3 separate regions of the Homo sapiens genome follow, and regions 2 and 3 are each linked to region 1. The links are chromatin contacts, found by Hi-C or POLR2A ChIA-PET in ENCODE. All regions are on one chromosome and are shown on one strand. The core of a region is the stretch at or near the end of the contact, and the rest is flanking DNA. Distances in the headings are between cores, read along the strand shown. Region 1 holds the start of LINC03034 (long intergenic non-protein coding RNA 3034). Region 2 has its middle 110 kb from the start of KLF13. Region 3 has its middle 150 kb from the start of KLF13.

Evidence for each region. Hi-C counts contacts between places; a loop is a spot of excess contacts on that map. ChIA-PET counts read pairs that join two places held with the same protein, here RNA polymerase II (POLR2A). Pooled maps may share reads with other maps.
Region 2: a map of GM12878 shows a loop between it and region 1 (3-fold over the local background). The contact joins the enhancer-like site here to the promoter of LINC03034 in region 1. A Hi-C loop is called at or near these places in 53 of 168 maps with a recorded cell type or tissue (B cell, CD14-positive monocyte, CD4-positive, alpha-beta memory T cell and 35 more), 37 of 37 single-sample maps with no recorded cell type and 41 of 50 pooled maps. POLR2A ChIA-PET finds 5 or more read pairs at or near these places in 20 of 52 experiments (A549, B cell, CD4-positive, alpha-beta T cell and 16 more).
Region 3: a pooled map shows a loop between it and region 1 (5-fold over the local background). The contact joins the enhancer-like site here to the promoter of LINC03034 in region 1. A Hi-C loop is called at or near these places in 52 of 168 maps with a recorded cell type or tissue (B cell, CD14-positive monocyte, CD4-positive, alpha-beta T cell and 40 more), 37 of 37 single-sample maps with no recorded cell type and 37 of 50 pooled maps. POLR2A ChIA-PET finds 5 or more read pairs at or near these places in 12 of 52 experiments (B cell, CD4-positive, alpha-beta T cell, CD4-positive, alpha-beta memory T cell and 9 more).

What each region holds. Positions count from the first base shown.
Region 1 is chr15:31,229,612-31,234,318 of GRCh38, forward strand. It overlaps LINC03034 (long intergenic non-protein coding RNA 3034), which reads right to left and starts at 1,251. Exons shown (of 4, transcript NR_171016.1): 1 at 1,096-1,251.
Region 2 is chr15:31,432,342-31,437,308 of GRCh38, forward strand. It overlaps a transcript of KLF13 not described here. Among named protein-coding and RNA genes, the nearest start is that of KLF13, 110 kb to the left of the region's middle. RefSeq lists an enhancer at 2,507-3,026. Within about 2 kb of position 3,635, at least 34 of the 41 ENCODE cell types and tissues checked have a DNase peak (open chromatin) inside an H3K27ac peak, as active enhancers do; they include B cell, CD14-positive monocyte, CD4-positive, alpha-beta T cell and 17 more, where a contact is called at or near this core.
Region 3 is chr15:31,470,069-31,475,154 of GRCh38, forward strand. No RefSeq gene overlaps it. Among named protein-coding and RNA genes, the nearest start is that of KLF13, 150 kb to the left of the region's middle. Within about 2 kb of position 3,028, at least 16 of the 41 ENCODE cell types and tissues checked have a DNase peak (open chromatin) inside an H3K27ac peak, as active enhancers do; they include B cell, CD14-positive monocyte, CD4-positive, alpha-beta T cell and 7 more, where a contact is called at or near this core.

The DNA of each region.
Region 1 (4,707 bases), core at 1-2,500:
GACACTCTTCTTAGGAGGAGGCGGCAATTCTCACTAATAAGTGCTTTTCTTCTACCACATCATGTACATTAAGTGGTTTTTTTTTTTTGTTTTGCTTTTTTGTTTTTTTGTTTTGTTTTTGTTTTTGTTTTTTTGGATACAGAGTCTTGCTCTGTTGCCCAGGCTGGAGTGCAGCGGTGCAATCTTTGCTCACTGGACCCTCCGTCTCCCGGGTTCAAGCGATTCTCCTGCCTCAGCCTCCTGAGTAGCTGGAACTACAGGTGTGCGCCACCACACCCAGCTAATTTTTGTATATTTAGTAGAGACAGGCAGGGTTTCACCATGTTGGCCAGGCTGGTCTCGAACTCCTGACCTCAAGTGATCTGCCTGCCTCGCCCTCCTAAGTGTATATTTTTCTTTTCTTTTTTTTTTTTTTGAGACGGAGTCTCGCTCTGTCACTAGGCTGGAGTGCAGTGGTGCCATCTCAGCTCACTGCAACCTCTGCCTCCCGGGTTCAAGCGATTCTCCTTTCTCAGCCTCATGAGTAGCTGGGATTACACACGTGCGCCACCAAACCCAGCTAATTTTTGTATTTTTAGTAGAGACGGGGTTTCACCATGTTGCCCAGGATGGTCTAGATCTCTTGACCTTGTGATCCACCCACCTCGGCCTCCCAAAGTGCTGGGATTACAGGCATGAGCCACCGCGCCTGGCCGTGTATATTTTTCTAAATAGACACCTGACCATGCTTAGGTCATCCATCGAAATTCCCTAGCACTTGCTGGCTTCCCTGAATTCAACTGAATTGCGCGTGCCCACTGCTGCTGCATAACCTATGGCGGGCACAGCCATGGGATAAAGTGGGCAGTGTGCACACATTCCCCGCACAGTCTGTGGCCTGGCCAAGCCCCTGGGCATTCGAGGCTCCCGGCAAGGCTTCGTGTCCCGACAGTTTTGGGTAGGGGCACGAGGTGGGTGAGCCCGGATCCCAGCAGCAGGCATGGCTCCCTGGGTTTTCATGTCATCTGTGCCCCCTTCTACCAGGATCCTGCAGCAGCTGAAGGGAGACCCCTCTCCTTTTAAGGGTTAAACCCCCAGTGGCACAGAGCAACTTACCTGCCCTTGCATGGTGAACACTCCCATCTTTATCACATCAGTAATTCTTGCTAAAAGCAGATGTAATTTTGAAGGTGGGTAAAAGTAACTTGAAAAGTTGGTGGGCAGATGGCAGAGAGCCTGCTCATCCTTCTTTCAAACTGTCATCAGCTGCACAGGTCTCAGCTGCCATCTCATACTATTATTATTGCTATTTTGCATGTGTGCACACCTCTTTCTGTGGGTGTGGAGGGAGGGGACTGAGCAAAGCCTCAGGGAGGCCACATACGTTCTCAGCGCCATGCTTGGCTGGTGACTGGTCATGCACCATTGGCAGGGCCTGGAGCACGTGCAAGGAACAGAGTTCCCGGCTCTGCACACTCAACATGTGTGTTTCATACTGTCACCTGGCTGGCTCCTCTTTCTGGGTCTGTGTGAGCAGAACAGAACACACACTGGGGACAGAGCTTGCCCGAGGGGCTGCCCAGGTTATTTCCATCTTGGTGATGATGACACCACCCTGAGCTCATTTCTTCTTCACAGCAATCCCAGGAGATGGGAACCACTGTTATCCCCATTTTCTTGATAGGTAGACTGAGATGTGAGTGAGGGGAACAGATGGGACAAAGCTAGGACCCAAGGACAGGTGAAGGCAAGGAGGGACGATGCTGCTAATAATCAAGGCCATTCATTTGGTCCCACCCAGAAGCCTGGGCAAGTGGAGACAGCTGGCACTACAGAGGCCATGGGGCAGGGGCAGTGGAGGCCAAACCAGGGGGCTTGATCAGCACTCTGTCTGGGAAGCCATTGAGATCCCAGGTTCCTTCCACAGCATGCCTCAGACAAGCCTGGAAGTTTGTTCTTTGGGGAAATTGTAGAAAGGAGGCTCTAGGCTCAGGGGCTGAAGGACAGCAGAAGGCAGGGGTGGGGTTCTGGACTAAAAAGGGGTCGAGGTATAAGAAGAAAGACTTCACCTACACTGAGGAGATCCCCAAGACCCCCTCCCGACTCTACTCCCAGGAAGTTGGCAGCATGACCTACAAGTACCAGGCAGGACATATGTTCCTAGAGAGGAGACCTAAACATGTTTGCAGGTAAGGGTTGCCCAACAAAGAATCTGCTATAGCCACCAGTCTATAACCATCCCCTGCCAGCAAGAAGTCTTCAGTGAGCTCTTCAGGGCTGTGCCCTTGGAGATGAACCAACTGCCCACGGTCACTGAACACAGGAGTGAAGCAGCCAACATGGAGCACAACCAGCAACACATAGGGAAGAGGCACTCAGAGGAAGCAGAGGGAAGGGGCAGAGCAAAGCTCAACATGAAGCCCCTGTCAGTCACATTCTTGGGAGCTGATAGAGGAGATTGCATCCAGGAAACAAGAATGGCATTCTAGGCTGGGTGTGGTGGCTCACACCTGTAATCCCAACACTTTGGGAGGCTGAGGCGGGCAGATCACCAGAGGTCAGGAGTTCGAGACCAGCCTGGCCAACATGGTGAAACCCTGTCTCTACTTAAAATACAAAAATTAGCTGGGCATGGTGGCGCATGCCTGTAGTCCAGCTACTCGGGAGGCTGAGACAGGAGAATCACTTGAACCCAGGAGGTGGAGGTTGCAGTGAGCTGAGATCACGCCACTGCACTCCAAACTGGGCAACAGAGCAAGACCACAGACACACACACACAAAAAAAAGATTGGCATTCTAGGAGAAAGGGATCATCAAAGCACAAGAAAGAGGACATTTAATAAATAAGATAGAAGGTGGAGTCAAGAAAATTGCTAGAAAAAAGACAAAAAGATTGACAATAAGACACCAAAGACAACTAGCATGTCAATCAGATGATTTGGGGTTCCACTAATTAGAGTTACAAAAGGTGAGACCAGATACAAGGGGGAGACATTTTCAAATAAATAATACAAGAAAATTACCAAGTGAAGGATGGGAGCCTCTGAACGGAAAGAGCCTGTTAAGGACCACCATTTTAGAATTCTACACCAAGGCATGTCACCATACAATCTGAAAGCATTCAGGATGAAGAGAAAGCCTCGCAAGCTGGAGGTTGCAGGGGAGAAGAACAATACACACAAAGATTTAAGGATGAAATGTCATTAGACTTCACGATGGCAGCACTGGAAGACAGGTGACAATAGAATAATGCCTTTGAAACTTTGATGGAAAATCATTTTCCACCTAAATTTCTATATCTTTCCAAATTATTTTTCAAGTATAAAATAGTATAACTGCATTTCTAGGCATACAACATCTTTAAAACCTTTGCCTTCTGTGTATCCTTCCTCAGGAGATAGTGGAGGATGCGTCCCACCCAAACAATCAAGTAAACCAAGAGACAGGAGGACCTGGGGTGCAGGAAGCAGGACCTAGCCCAACGGGGAGACCAAGAGAGACCCCAAGGTGGCAGTTTGTAGCAACAGAACAGGAAGTCAGAGGGCCCTGGGAAGAAGGCCTCCAGGGAAGGCGGAACTGCCAGCCTATGGGATGTGTTAGAGTTTGAAGCAGTTGTTGATAGGTGTTTGGCAGAAATATGGAAGTATTTGGGGGAGAGTTAGCCTTAAGGACATTGACAACTAAGTGAATGATAGAAGGAAGCATTTTCCTCTGGGGCAGGCGGCAGGAGTGGATAATGAGAAAGGAACAAGTTCATTGCACACTATTGGGCTCTGCAATTAACACAATTTGATAGTCCTAGTAATGTAAACACTGATTATTAACCCAAAATTATGATCTAAAGATATATTGGGATGATGGGTGGGGGAGGAAAGTGGGAATACAGTGGAAAGCAAGTGTCGAATCACCACTATTGTGGTAGAAAGTCAGCAAATAATGTCAAGATATAATAAATAAAAATAGCCATATTTCCTTATGTTTTCAGAAGCAGATTTAAAGAAGAAAAGTGGTGGCCTCTGGACTCTGGAATGAGAGCGCCAGGGAGAGAATGCTGCATAATTGTTTGGACTGTATACTACATGTGTGCATCACTTTTCTAAAAATACAAAATTAATGAGGAAAGGAAGAGGCAGCCCTGCCAGTTGCTGGCTGCCATTGTGAGCTCTTTGGAGAATGGGATGCGGGTGCAGGACTGAGGGCAGTCAGCATCAGGGGGACCAGGAGACTCTGGGGAGTTTGAGTCTTTAAGAAATGGAAGACGTTTCCATCCAGTGGGCAACTAGAGGCAGACATCCTGGGTGTGAGAAGCCAGCGGGGCTTTTCTCTCTTCTGCAGGAACTCCTGCCAAGCTGTGGCAGTTGCATTTGTTGGTGGGAAATGGCCCGCAGAAGAATCCAGCCCCCAGTGCTGAGGTGCATGGGAGAGACTGTGGTGGGACTAGGAGAGTGATGGTCTCTAGGCAGCTTGGAGAAAGCAAGGGATAGCATGGCTCCTTTGTGGTGGGATTGGAAGGATGGAGGGGAAAGGAGGCTGGGTGAGGGCCTCTGCCTCTCAGGAAACAAGGCTGAGTCAATGTGGTGGGAGCAAGGTCGAGGTTCCATCTCATGCCAGGAGACAGAGCCATGAGTCCCCCGAGTTCAAGGACCAGGTGAGATCCTGGTTCTCGTGGCCCTTCCCTTTCCTCCGCTGGGGTCTGTGCTGGCCCCTGTCAGTGGCCCTTGCTGAGGA
Region 2 (4,967 bases), core at 2,385-4,884, 210 kb after region 1:
CTTCTCCTATACCTGGTCATTTTCTTTCTCTGTCTCCTTCCCTCCCTCCCTCCCTCCCTTTTCTTGATTCCTCCCTTTTCTTGCTTTCTTTCTTGTTCTCTCTTTCTTTCCTTTTTTTTTTTTTTAAAATAAGGTCTTACTCCGTTGCCCAGGCTGGAGTGCAGTGGTGTGATCACCGCTCACTGGAGCCTCAGTCTCCTGGGCTCAAGATATCCCCCTGCCTCAGCTTCCTGAGTAGCTGGGACTATAGGCATGCACCACCACACCCAGCTAACTTTTAATTTTTTTTGTAGAGATGGGGCCTTGCTTTGTTGCCCAGGCTAGTCTTGAACTCCTGGACTCAAGCGATCCTCTTGCCTTAACTTCCCAAAGTGCTGGCATTACAGGCATGAGCCACTGCACCTGGCCTGGTCATTTCCATTTGAAGCTGGATATTGTGAATTTTACCATGCTGGATGCTGGATATTTTTGTATTATTATAAATAATCTTAGGCTGGGTGCGGTAGCTCATGCCTGTAATCCCAACACTTTGGGAGGCCGAGGCAGGCGGATAACTTGAGGCCAGGAGTTCAAGACCAGCCTGGCCAACATGGTGAAACCCCATCTCTACTAAAAATACAAAAATTAGCTGGAATGGTGGCACATGCCTGATTCCAGCGCCCACTGCACTCCAGCCTGGGCGACAGAGCGAGACTCTGCCTCAAAACAAAGCAGAAAAATAAACACATAAATAATCTTGAGCTTTTTTTCTGAGATACAATGAAGCTACTGAGAAACTGTTTGATCTTGTTGGGTCTTGCTTTTATGATTTGTTAGGTGGGCGTGGAGCAGTGCTTAGTCCAGGGCTGAGTTTAGGCTACCCACTGAGTACTGTGCCCAATGGCCAGTGAATCAGGAGTTATGCGTTCTGGCTGGTGGGAGCCCCCTGGGAGCTCCAGCTGCTGTTCTTTACTTCCATGCGGTGGCTTTTCCCTGGCCCCAGGCAGTTTCTCCACACACATGAGGTGAATAACCGAGGAGTCCCTTTGCAGATGTCCAGGGCTGTGTTTTGCCAGCTCTCTCTGTTTAGGTCCTCTGTCCTAAAAACCCTAGCCACCTTGGTCTCCCTGGGCTGTCAGCTGTGTTCCCTTCTCTCAGGGAGTCCACTCTCTTCCACCAGGGTCCCCCCCTTCCCCAGTCCCTGTGTGCTCTGCACCCTGTACATGCGATCAGGGCAGTGAGCCAGGACTGTTGAAGAACTCACCTGTTTCCCACCTCCCGTTCTACTGAAGGCTATGGGCTAGGATGCCCGTCCAGCCTGTGGGCTCAGACTATGGCACCTTTGTGGGCCCCAGGGAATGTCATCTCAAAGATACCTCTGCCCTGAGAGCCCAGCCCTGTGAGGTCTCCCTGAGCCCTTGGTCTGGAAGCAGTGGTGCCCCTGTGTGGGCTGACACTGACTGGCCACTCAGGCTCCATGCAAGGGACATCAGTCCCACGCCAGTCCCTGGCAGCCGAGGCCACAGCTGCCCCACAGCCGCTCTTGCCCCTCCTGCAAAAGGTGTGGTTTGCCTAGCTCAGGGTCTTATCTGCCCTCGCCATGTGAAGAATCTTCTGGCCCCAGACCACCAGGAGACACCACCCCTCACATTTCTTTTTTGAGCACCTGCCAGATGTAGGAAATCTTTTTAGAACTAAGAGAAGATGGAGAGAGAACAGCCAAGTCCTACCCCAGAGAGATTCCCACCTAGTGGAGGGTAAGAGGCCTGCCATCATTGCCACTGGTGGTACAATGCTGGTGCCAAGACTGTGTGCCAGGCTCGTTGCTTCGCGTCCGTTACTTCATCTCAGCAGACAACTCTCAATATCCCCATTCTACGGATGGGGAAATGAGGCTCAGAGAGGTAAGTGACTTGCTCAGGTTCACACAGCTGCACACAGCTGGACATACAGCTGCCCACACAGTAAAATGCAGGATCAGTGGCAGCAGGAGAGAGACTTGCCAGTTGGAGAGCCAGGAAGGTGCACAGAGGAGGTGGCATTGAGCTGGCTCTGGGGATGGGCAGGCCTTTTATAGAGGACTGGGAAGAAGGGCCGGGAACCAACAGTACCCCCCAAGGGAGGTTCGAATCAGGTGCTTGCCCCCAGTTGAGCCAGAGTTGGGGTGTGGAAAGGCTTGGAAAGCAGGAGAGGCTGTGGATGGAGGTGGGAGAGGCTTGGAACTGGGTCTTTGCTATCTCAGGGGCGTGGAAGGGACTTTTGAGTTTGAGAATGACGTGTCTGGAGCTCCCTGGTTCCACGGGGCTGGACCTGCTAGGGCCTGAAGCGGGTTAAGAGCAGAAATCAAAAACAGGTTTGTTTGTGAGTCAGTAGCTGGGAAAATACTGGGAAGCAGGCTTCTTGGAGCTCCCCTTCATCCTCAGCCCTGTGGATTGGGCAGCAGCCCACGCCTCCCTGCCCCAGCCACAGCCCCCCGTCAATGCCGGCGCGCAGCAGCTTTTGCTCATCCTGCCCTGGTTCCAACCCCAAGGCCATGGGGCAGCCCACTGGGCGCCTTCCTGCATGGGTGTCCCCCTTTGCTGCTGTGTCTAGACTGCAGACACAAGTGCTGGCGGGGGCCGGGGGACTGGCCAAAACTAGGGCTGAAATCATGTTCAAAACCACAGTCAAGGCGGACTTGTCAGAAATATTCCTTTCCTTGAGCCGTCGCAGCTCAGCCTCCTTGAATCACCCTGGCCACTTCCTTCCTGTGTATATCTTATGCACGCTAAGGGACGGGGCGGGTGCAACGTGTGTGTTTTTACTTCTTTTAAGTTTTGTCTATGTTTTGTCCTTTCAATGTGTTGTAGGCTGTGGGGGCGGGGCTGTTCCGAGGGGCCTTTGTCACAGTAAGGGACACTGGGGACAGCTCGGGCTTTCTCTTCAAGCTGAAAACCTTTGGTTGTGAGAATGACTAGGAGAAGGGTCTCGCTAGGGTCATGCTTAGGACCCTTCGCAGGTGGTGTGTTTAATCTCAAAACGGCCTCAAGAGGCTCTCGATCTTTTACAGGTGACAAAGAAGACAAGGAAGACAAGGAAGGTGATCCGGGAGGCTGGAGAGCTTGTCAAGGTCACAGACCCACGGTTTTCCGCCCCCTAGGGTCCAAGCTCTTTCCTGGACATCTGCAGGCAATGTCGACACGCCCTCCAGTGTCTGTGGCGGGCAAAGGATGTGTCTCCACCCCCAGACCTTCCGATCCTGTGCTGAAAGTGTCCCTCAGCCTGTTTCCTGAGAAGCCCAGGGGCTTTTGGCTTGTTACTTTTTCTTTCTCTTGAAGTAAACAGAATAAAAGAGAGTTGCTCAGACGTCTTTGGCTGTGACCCACAGGAGATGATGCAATCTCCACGGCACCCCCACATGCATGTGTATGCACAGGCGTGTACAGATATCTAAAACTGGCACCAATTTCACAAAAACACTCACCCTTATGCGAGACACATTCACCCTACACTCATCCCCCATCTCTACAGAAAATTAAAGTATACATTCATAGTTGCTGTATTCATGCATGTACAGATGTATGTACATTTATTCATGTATGTGTATAACTTATGCCATTTTCATGAAACACTCACCCTACGTGTGATACACTCCTATTTTCTAGGAATCGCCGCCCACTGAGCTTATGTCCAAACCTTAGTGGATCATAGTCTAAGTTTGGCAAACACTGAGCCGGGAGGAGTCATGTCTGCAGGGCCCCAGGAGTCCCTTAATTTGGGTCCTGATCACTCTGCTCCACCCAGTGGAGCAGGCACATGCACTTGGCCCATAAGGAAGGAAAGGAGGGCGGGGGAAAAAGGGAGGGAGGGAGGGAGGGAGGGAAGGAGGGAGCACCTCCACCATCGTAGGCAGGACCTGTGAGAGCTGAACAGGGCCAGGCAGCTAGGCACCACTCTGGGACTCTGGGGTTTCTTAGGGGATGACTTGTTTCTGGGGTCCCAGTAGGAGGAACTCAGGGTGACGCCTCCGAGGATGTGAGTGCATGTGGCAGCCGGGCCCCTCAGCCCCTCTGTGTCCTGGTATCCTCTAAATGCAGATGATGGTGAGAATCCATGCCCAGCCCGTGGCTCGGCCCATCTCTGGGAGAGCGTGTTTACCACAGCACTTGGTGTGGTAGGAGGTGAGCAGGGTGGAAGTGCTTTGCATTCACGTGGGACTTCTGGCTCTCAGTTCATCCCACCCCCAGGGCCCGGCATGAGTGAGGCAAGGGTGGGTGGGAGGGTGCAGGATGTGGGAATGCCATGTGCTGTGCACTGCTCACTTCACCCCTCGCTCGCCCCAGTTGGGGTCCCAGACCAGGAAGCTCCATTCACAGAGGTGTGGCCTGGGGCTACTGCACTGCCCAGCAGGTTGTGGGGTCCCTTTACTCTATGCTGTGTGACAATGTTACCTTCCTGGAAAGAACCCGACCAGCCCCCTTTTGCTAGTCATTACCACAGATAGGAGAGAGAACTAAATATCTAGCCAGCCATCCTCTCGGAGCTCCGGAGCTCAGGTCACCAGGCTTCAGGGACTCGCTGCCATCCTCACAGGCTTAGATCCCTGCTGCAGGGTCAGCTAGGTAACCCCTGAGGGTGGGGTGTTCAAAGTTCAGGCTGCCCCCCAGACGTGTGGAATGCCAGCCCTGACTGCCAGGGCGATCTGAGGTGGACTGACCATCCCCTGGACACTTTCATGAAGTGTGGGCACGGGCGCGACAAGTGGCCATTTATCATCCTTCCCTGCAAAGACTGGGCCAGGTTAGAGATGGACCCCAGCAGTTTCATACCCACCAAGGGCACTGGGAGCTTCCACATAGTCACTGCCAGTAGTGGCTGCTGGCTGGGGAGAGGATCTTGGAATGCTGGTCACTGGAGGCCCTCACAGGTGACTGGGAATGTGGAGGAGCAGCAGGGTGCCTCTTCTCTGCCATGCCTTATGTTGGGGTTTGCTCTGGTTCCCCTCGCAG
Region 3 (5,086 bases), core at 1,778-4,277, 240 kb after region 1:
ATAGCAGAGAGCTCCAGGAGGTGAACTGTAGTATTGAACTCCATATTCTGGAGCAAACCCATGCCTTCTTCTATATATACATTCTGCTTTCTAAAAAGCAGCTCCTGGCGTACCCCTGGGTCCTGGTAAGGACTGAACAGATGACCGGGGACATCAGCTGACTCTGCAATACTAAGCTGGCCATCAAATACTGGGTGTTACTTGACCCGCCCATCCATAAGGTTGGGCACATGCAGCTGTAAGCTGTCATCAAGTGAAGATCGGGTATGAGAGGATGGGTTGGAGAAAATCCAGAAGGCACGTGTCAGTGTGTGAACAGGTGGCTGAGACCCCTGTGACATGCACTCCTGCTTGTGTTGACTCCTCTCTCAATCTGTCTGTGGCTCACAGAAACTCCCGTGACCAAATGGCTGAGACCAGCCTTCAGATGGTTATCTGGGATAGTGGGTACCAGCTGAGAGTGGGCCCTGGGAATTCTGGAGTGTCCTTGGAAGATGGCAGGGAAGGGAAATTGTCCCAGTGGATGGCGCTTGAACAGAACAAATGGCTCTCGCTTTTCTGGACCGAAAGACAGCCAGAAGAATTAACCTACACTAGTGATTCTCAGCAGTGGGTGCTCTCCAGTTCCAGTCCCCAGGGACATTTGGCAATGTCTGGAGACATTTTCGATTGCCATAACTAGGTGGGGGTGCTACTGGCATCCAGTGAGTGGAGGTCAGTATATTAGTCATGGTTCTCCAGAGAAGCATAACCAATGGAATATAGAGAGATACACAAAAACAACAGATTTATTATGAGGGGTTTGGTTACGTGATTGTGGAGGCCAAGAAGTCCCATGAGCTGCACCTGCAAGCTGGAGGCCCAGGAAAGCCCCTGATGTAGCATCAGTCTGAACCCAAAGCTCTGAGAACCAAGGAGGCCAATGGTGTAAGTCTGGTCTCAGTCTGAGGGCTGGAGAGCCAGCAGAAGGGCAGGAGAAGATTGATGTTTCAGTTCAAGCAGAGAGTGTAAACTCAACCTTCCTCTAGGGGCCTTTTTGTTCTATGTGGGCCCTTAACGATTTGGATGAGGCCCACCCACATTGCTGAGAGCCATCTTTACTCAGTCTATGGATTCAAATGCTAACTTCTTCTGTAAACACCCTCACACACACCCAGAGATAATGGCTTACCAGCTAGCTGGGCATCCCTTAACCCAGTCAAGTTGACACGTAAAACTAACCACCACAGTCAGCTAGTGATGCTGCTGAACATCTTACAATGCACACAGGACTGTTCCCTACAGAAAAGAATGATCTGTCCCCAAATTTCAATAGTGCCACTATTGAAAAACCATGATTTACACTGATTCATGGGCAGGTGAAAACAATTTGACTAGATGCTCAGGAACTTGGAAAGAACAGGATTCCAAGGTTGGTGACAAGGAAGCATGGTAACAGATGTATGTACGGGAAGGTGGAGTAGGATGTATGTGGATGGATCGCTCAGAAGGTGTAGAGAGACTGGAAATATTTGGGTGGCATGTTTATGCTCACCAGGAGCTCCCTGTGCAGAGGAGGCTCTTGAGACTCAGGTGGACAAGAAAGCATGCTCTGTGATGCTAGCTGACCCTCCCACCAGCCATCCTGATGTTTATTCAATGCGCCCAGGACCATGATTACAGGGATGGAGGCTGTGAATGAACACGACATGAATTTCCTCTTGCCAAGGCCAGCCTGGAGGCCACCACTGCTTTGTTGGAGTGATCTTCTGACAGCCTCCCCTGTGGTGCATTCCTGGGGAGGGCCAGCCAGATTCCTGTTGGCCAGCTGGACCCCTTCATAAAGGAAAATAATTTTCCCTCACTGGAATAGGTGTGCCCTGGATTCAGATTTGCTTTCCCTGTCTGCAATGCTGCTGCCAAAAGCCACTATCGTGGACTTAAAGAGTGCCTTATTCATCGCTGTGGTATTCTACACAGTGTTACTTCTGATGAAGAATTTCAATTTTAAAGCAATGAGATCATGCACAAGGATTTCACTTACTCCACATCCCACTGACCCAGAAGCAGCTGGCTTGATAGTGCTGTGGTCCTGCCTAGTGAAGACTCAGTTAGTATGCCAGCAGGGAGACAGCTCCCTGAAAGGTCGGAGTTCTACCTTACAGATGGAGTTTGGGATTTGAATCAGCAACTGCCATATGGTCTGCCATATGATGATCCCATGGCCGGAACACATGGTCTGGGAAACAAGAGGTGGGCATATGAGGAGCTCTTGTCACTATGAAGCCTTGTAACCAAGAATCTGTACCTGCCCCTGCCCCATACCTCGTAACCAAGAATCTATACCTCCCCTGCTCCACACCTTAGCGCTTTTCTGTTTTGTAGTTCTTACTTCCCCAGGGAGCTTCCCAAAAGGCAGCACAGTGATTTCGCTGAACCTGGAGCTGAGACTTGGCCATTTTGGGCTTCTGAGCTAGGTGAATCAATGCAAAGAAAGTCGTTACTCTATTGGCTGGGTGACTGAATGAGTTGTTGCTACATAATGGGGGCCAATAAATGATGTCTGAAATCTAGGGGACTCTTTGGGGTGCCTTTAATTTTGTCCACATCCAAAAATAAGTTAATGGTAAATGATGGCATTGAAAAAAAGGGCTTGTGAGGACTCAGCATCTACAGGAATGAAAGTTTGGATTGTCCTTCAGGTAAAGAATCCCAACAACCTGAGGTCTGCCTGAGAGCAAAGCCAACATGGAATGGTTATGGAAGAAGGTAGTTTCAAACACCAACAGTGCTCTGTGGCCAGCTTCAGTTCCAGGGGGGCCTGCAGTAGGGAGGCATATTTGCCTATCTTTCTTCTTGCTCAGTGTGCGTGTATACACACATACATGTACGTTCATACATGCATACATGCATATATATGCATGTGTGTAGGTGGGTCAAGACACATAAGGACTTGCTCATTCCTTTTGCTTCCAGTTTCTCTCAATGTTGTCTTAGCAACAGCTCTTCACTTGCTAGCTGCAGTTTGTTTCAATTTCATTCTTCCCCCCACAGGAAAGAAGTGGCCAAATCACAGCCTCTACTGAGACACCGGCAACCCCTCCCTGGTGATCTGAGCCTAGCACTGCGAGCCTCCCCCTCTGGCTTCCTGAGGCACAGGCACCAGCTGGGAAGAGCTCCCTTTTCAAAGGTCTGACCTCAACGCGGTGGAGCCCTGCCCTATCTGCCTGTGGATTTTAACAACATGCTCTCTTTGCTTTGCCCCTGACCCTGTGAGGAAGCTGCTTCCTGTATGTTCTCTCCGTGGGACGTGTATGTCTCCTTTTTGTGTTTTTTAGGCTTCCAATACCTGCTTGACTAGTTTCCTATACTAAATTCTCTGTCAAAATAACTGAGGTGACTTCTGTTTTTCTAAATAATACACAGATTTTTTGATTTGGTGGGGAAACTTCAAGAGCCTTGAGTCGCTTTTTACAGAACAGAAACCTGGGGCTGGAGGGGTGAGATGCCTTCCTCAAGGTCAATTCTGGGGCCAGCCCAATCCAGGGTTCCTACCACCATCCTATATAGTCTTCTAAGCACATTTCAAAGCTTCAAATGCAGTATTTTGTCTTTCATACGGGATTCTCTGCTTGTCCTGAACAAACTAAGAACAGTTTCCTGTTTCCTCGTGTAGAAAAACATTAGAGCCAGAAACGGATGGTCCCATTGGCCTTAACAGGATTCCATGGGTATGTAGTGGCCATGGCTCCAGCAAATCCCACAGCCCTGCCAGGTATCTTTCCTGTCCTTCTCCCATCTGTGCTAACTCACCCCCCACCTGGAGCCAGATGGACTTGGGTGTCACCATCCCCCAGACTCTGAGCTCCTCCTGGGCAGGGGCCTTGCCCATTCCTCAGGATGACAATGTACTCTGATGCTGGGAGCACAGACCCTCATGTCAGACACACCTGAGCTGGAATCCTGGCTTTACGACTTACCTCGCCAAACCTTACTTTTCTTCTCTACAACACAGAGATTTTGCTATCTCACACGGTTGCTGCATGGATTGAATTCCACTAGGCACAGAATGTGCCACCCCCCAATGATGCCTATTCAGTGCGTGAGACCCTGTCATTACCTCCTCCATCACTGTCCCAGTGCATGGCACACAGTGGGTTGGGACTGAGTCCTGGGTGCATCACACCTTCTTTAGATAGGCCTGTGGCCTGGACCCCACCCACAGCTTCCTGAGGGGGCTTCTTTCTTTTACAGAGGCAGCGCCTCTCCTCCATAGAAGAGCACTCACAGATAAAAATTCACGGCAAAATCCTCCTCCTCCTCCTCTATGCTCCCAGCTGCCATTCTCTTGCTTATGGTTGCAACCTCTGGTGAAGACATGTTAAGGACAACCCTATTCAGCTTTTGATATGGTTTGGCTGCGCCCCCACCCAAATCTCATCTTGAATTGTAGCTCCCATAATTCCCATGTGTTGTGGGAGGGACCTGGTGGGAGATAATTGAATCATGGAGGCGGTTTCCCCCATACTGTTCTCGTGGTAGTAAGTCTCATGAGATCTGATGGTTTTATAAGGGGTTTCCCCTTTCACTTGGCTGTCATTCTCTCTTGCTTGTTGCCACGTAAGACTTGCCTTTTGCATTCTGCCATGATTGGGAGGCCTCCCCAAACACGTGGAACTGTGAGTCCATTAAACCTCTTTTTTTTTTAGAAATTACCCAGTCTCAGGTATGTCCTTATCCGGAGTGTGAAAACAGACTAAATACAGCTTTCATCCAGATAGAATGTGTCATGGTCATTTTAGAAAGGAGAGAAACTATTTTCCTCTTATATGAATGAAACTTGGCCAGGCGTGCTGGCTCGCGCCTGTAATCCCAGCATTTTGGGAGGCTGAGGCAGGTGGATCACTTGAGGTCAGGAGTTTGAGACCAGCCTGGCCAACAACAGAGTAGTGAAAACCTGTCTCTACTAAAAATACAAAAAAAAAAAAAAAAGATTAGCTGGGCATGATGGTGCGCACTTGTAATCCCAGCTACTCAGGAGGCTGAGGCAGGAGAATATCACTTGAACCTGGGAGGCAGAGGTTGCACTGAGCCAAGATCACGCCAC